Linked DNA regions of Homo sapiens: region 1 is linked to region 2. A link is a loop called in an ENCODE intact Hi-C map of the cell type or tissue named here. Cell type or tissue: A673. All regions are shown on one strand.

What was found. Peaks named below come from ENCODE experiments on the same cell type or tissue, not always from the same donor. Only the 100,000 strongest peaks of a DNase experiment are listed, where the experiment ranks them.
Region 1: it touches region 2 in a loop (2.4-fold over the local background); 2 of 110 quality-filtered maps call a loop at or near these places.

What each region holds. Positions count from the first base shown.
Region 1 is chr2:45,567,094-45,569,593 of GRCh38, forward strand. All of the region lies in intron 9 of SRBD1 (S1 RNA binding domain 1), which reads right to left. It also overlaps the pseudogene RN7SL414P. Among named protein-coding and RNA genes, the nearest start is that of SRBD1, 43 kb to the right of the region's middle. In A673, no CTCF peak of the experiment used is centred here; a DNase peak (open chromatin) is centred at 1,018; H3K4me3 peaks cover 1,336 bases; H3K27ac peaks cover 2,500 bases.
Region 2 is chr2:45,511,193-45,513,692 of GRCh38, forward strand. All of the region lies in intron 14 of SRBD1 (S1 RNA binding domain 1), which reads right to left. Among named protein-coding and RNA genes, the nearest start is that of SRBD1, 99 kb to the right of the region's middle. RefSeq lists a silencer at 1-72. In A673, no CTCF peak of the experiment used is centred here; no DNase peak of the experiment used is centred here; H3K27ac peaks cover 630 bases.

The sequences.
Region 1 (2,500 bases), 56 kb after region 2:
GAAAATTTCTCAATTTGTGCTTCATGTTGAAAAGAATGTCAAAAGATAAAACGCGTATTTTTTTGTAACTTTAATTTAAATTTTAAAAATATTGAGTAAAATTTTAAATATCAAACAAATTGTCAGAGTTTTAAAAAAATTATATAGGGGACTTTTTTCTTTTCTTATATACTTGAGAAATTTCTAAAGTAAACATCAGCAGAAATAGAACAATCACTTAGAAATAAATGTTTCGGCTGGGTATGGGGGCTCATGCTCATAATCCCAGCACTTTGAGAGGCCAAAGCAGGAGGACTGGTTGAGCTCAGGAGTTCAAGATGAGCCTGGGCAACATGGCGAAACCCCAACTCTCAAAAAATACAAAAATCAGCCAGGTGTGCTTGTGCATGCCCATAGTCCCAGCTCCTCAGGAGGCTGAAGTGGGAGAATGCCTTCAGCCCGCAAGGCGAAACTTGCAGTGAGGTGGGATTCTGCCACTGCACTCCAGCCTGGGTGAAAGAGCAAGATACTGTCTAAGAAAAAAAAAAAAAAGTAAGCTTACATAAAACAATATATTCAATAATACTGCACAGAACTATCTATAAAGAAATAAATTGTGAATACAAAATAAACTTCAGTTTGAGCTCAGCAGAGACTTCCGTATTTGCTATAGGCTGTGCCAGCTTAGTAAACAGAAGTTCTTCATACAAGAAATTTTCTCTAATAAATTAAGTAGAGTACAACAATATAGAGGAGAGTTATTTAATTCCGATTTACATAAGTATACCATAATATCACAATACATTATTGGAGGTTTTTTGCTCTTTTTCACCATACCTAGTAATGTAATACGTCAAACTTACAAAAAATCCTGACACACAGGAAGACCCATGGTGGAGAAGGGAATAAGGTAACAGAAATAATAAAGCTTGGGACAGAAACTGAAATTGAAAGTGAGTAGTGGGTTAAAGCGGAATTACTGCAGATGGTGACATTGAACAGGAAATAGGTAGTTAAGACACAGGAAATTGCACGTCAGTAAAAAGACACACCAATAAAGATAAGGAACAGAAAGTCCCATGAGAGAATGTGAAGACTGAGTTACAAATTCATGTGGTAGAAAAGATCACACTAAGGACCAATTTGAAAAAGAAAGAAAAAAAGATGCAGCTGGAAGAATTTACTAAGCAGCTATTAACGGCTATTCCCACAGTACTTGGAGAGAGTTCCACAGTAATTTTCCTTCACCACACTGTCTTTCATCATTTGCATTCATTTCTGTGTTCTGTGATACTGTGCTGGGGTTATCTACATAAAGGCTGAAAAGTAAGGTTCAGATTTAGGACATGAGGTCTCAGCACTATAGGAATTGGGAAGCTGTTTTTGTAACCTAGCATATCATCACTCCGGCCTGTACATGATAAACTAAAAAGTTCGTAAAACAGCAGTGCTGTTTTTCAAAACTGACATTTCCAAAATGCTCTGCTTTCCCAGGCCTGAATACTGTCACACCCAGAAGCCTGTGTCAATCATAATCTTAAATTCAGTCACTAACTCAGAATGCCACATTTGCTACACACACTAGTTAAAATGCAGAGCCCAATAAAATATTTTCAAGCAGAAATTAGAAGGCTAGGTTTTAACAGAATAAAAGCATTAATGTTTTTCCAAAGTTGCAATAAAATTAAATCAACATAAAAGGTGGACAAAATAAGACAGAAAAACTACTTCTGCAAAAGGAATGTTAGTATACTTAGTCACTGGTACTATTAAAAATTACTTTTCATTATGTTATACCTGTATCAGTAGACTATAATAACTACGTATGTAAAATTTCACTGTACTTTCTTTCAAAATATTGAAAGTATGTACTTCACCTGATGTGGTAAATATAGTGTACACAAAAGTAAAATTGACAATTTTAGATATAATAGTGAAACATTTCAAATCTTTAAATGGGCAAGGGCCATGTTACCTCTACACCCTAAACAGGACCCAACATAAAATAACCTTTCAGGAAATACTTGTGGGATAATTCACACTCTTCATGTCTTGTTACAACAAAACAAAAATTTTTCACATCTGTGTCATCTTAAATGAAAAACAATTACTTTTTTATTTTTTTAAGAGGCAGGGTCCCACTGTTGACCAGGCTGGAATGCAGTGGCTATTCACAGGAGCAATCCCACTACTAATCAGCACAGTTTTGACCTGCTCCTTTTCTGACCTGGGCCAGTTCACCCCTCCTTAGGCAACCTGCTGGTCTCCCGTTCCTGTGGGGTCACCATATTGATACTAAACTCAATGTGAACACCCAATCGGCATAGCGCACTTCAGCCCAGAAATCCTAGACTCAAGCAATCCTCCTGCCTCAGGGTCCTGAGTAGCTGGGACTACAGGCATGTGCCACCATGCAAAACAATTACATTCTTAATGATGAAAATTAAGTATTACATGAAAGGTTAGGAATACTAGTTTTTTTTCTATTATTCTCTCTTTATAGCAGTAAAATGCAGATAGG
Region 2 (2,500 bases):
GATGAGCAAATAAAATCCTCTAAGAAAAACATTTCCTGTTCACTTTGTTGTTTCGCCAAAGCTGCGTATCTTCGGAAACTGACTTGTTAGCAGTATCCGTTCATTAGCAGCATAAATATGCAGATGTAATAAGATGTTCTTGGCAGCAAATCATACTGTATCTTTTTCACTTGCCACTCCAGATGAATTTTTATAGTACATTTATAATTTATCCACAGAAGTAAGAGTCATGTTCATCTACCAGAAAGAGCTATGAGTGTTCATGAACTTCCCCCAAAAAGTTCTAAAACTTTATGTCAAGGAATAGAAATACAAATAACAGGAAAAACATGCTCACATATAAGACCGTTTACATGAGGCAGGTACTTAAGTTGCCTAAGTTTACGGTTTGGCAAAAATCATCAAATGACCTGTGGCTACTAGAGTGATCAAAGTTTCAATTTTAACTGTGGCGAGAAACAATGTTATCGGCAAAAATTCAATGGTATATATTCCCATGCATATATTCCTTCTGCACTTTTCATAAGAAGCCTCTTAGACTTGAATTATCAAATACTTCCCAGTGCTGACGCTTTTTAAAGTCTCCATTCCCAGATACCAAGCTTTTTGGCATTGTGGCTAAGCAGTGACAAACAGATCATTTCCTATTGATTCTACTTACCTCATCAAGACTGCTAGAATCCAGTTATGTAAAGAATTATTTTCAACAGCCACCTTCAATTACAAATGTATGACATGATCACAGACTTCCAATGCTAATCTCCTTTCTAGTTGAAATACCCACACAAGAGCCCTTTGAGACACACAGCATGGCTACGTGATTTGCTTTGCTTTATCCTGCAAAGAGGCTGAAATACACTGGAATCTTCTCTTCTCCATAGTTAATGCAATACACATCTTTTATGCAAAGTGGTATGCAGACCAACATGCTTTTGTCAAGATATGAGTCTTGCCAAAGGGATTTTCTTGGTTAAAACACTATTTCTCTAACTTGAGCTTCTAAACCTGAAGGCTGCTTAAAGAAAAGGAAAGAAAATCTTCATGTAATTGACTATCATTTCTCCAAGTGTTTTACCTATAGACCATACTTCCTTAGTTTACATACATTTGCATGACTTGAATACTACATCTGTAACTTCAGAGTCCTATTGGAACCACAATTCTGGACTTAGAAACTTTCAGCCTAGTTTACTGAGAATACGCATCACTTACCCAATGAAAAGAAAAACTGAATCTATGAAGGATAATCCTATCAACATACTAAATTGTACTTATCTGTTGAAGAGATACTTTTAAATTCCAAAAAATAACAATTTTCTGGCACACTAAATTCAGGCATTTACACCAAGGGCAAATATCGAACTCTACTATTTCCATGTGACAACCAACTAGGGCTTTGAACAGAAAGACAATCATTGTGCTTTACGTGTAGGAGGATTCATGAAAATCTTAAACTGAATTTTTATAAGTCAAAATCCATTTTAAATGCAACAAAGAGCTCACCAGCTAAAGGAACTACAAAGTTAAATTTTTACATTGCCAAAGATTCACTGGTAAAGTGCTGATTATCCCTTATTTTATGAACTTTTAACTTATGATTGTATGTTTGGAATTTGTGTAAGTGAATATTTTTCTTTATGCCTGTATTATTCCTAGGCTAGTCATGGAAATATGGACCTCCAAATTCTGTTAGAGAAAAAAAAGGTCTGTCCCCTTTAACCTACTAAGGGAAGTAGAAAGAGACACAAACCTCATGCTGAGAAGGACCAAGCAAGCACACAATAAACACACAAATTACCCCCAGAACACATGCCCCTCTGACAACAGAAAGCAAAATCAAAAAGCAAGAAATCAAGCTCTACTTTGCTGTCAAATGCTCTACCCCTGAGCTATATACCCCCATGGCCTCAAACTCTACTTTGAAACTCTTTCCTTCCTGGCCCTAACAATATTCTTCTATAATTTTTATCCCATGGCTCCAGCAAGAACATATCCATAGGATAGCATGCCAGAGAGCTGGACAGATCTTTCCCCACATTCTTCATCATACGAAACTGTGTTAGCCCAAACGTAATCCCTAACTATTTCTTGCCATCTGCTGAGATTTCAGGCTCAAAAAAGATGTCCAGTTATAATGAGAATATATGGTATGTAGTCTAGTAGTCTAGTTATGTAACAAGGGCTAGATTACAAGCTGAAAGTTCCTCTTCTCCAGAATGCCCCTTAAGGAAAAAAAAAAAACAACTGACCAGTTAATAAAATACTTCGTTTCAGCCTAGCACTGAGACAAATTCTCTTCATGCTGAATTCTAAAGTGCATAAAAGTTGAAGAAGATGAAAAATTCAAAAGGTGTTATATTTCACAACCTTAATAAAAACTATTTGGCAGAGTTTAGGACCTATAAAGAACAAACTCTGGCTGGCTTGATCATTGAGCCCTCAGGTCCCTTCAAGAAAATGAGGAGTTAGAGCAGATCTTTGAGGGTATTCTGACTCAAAT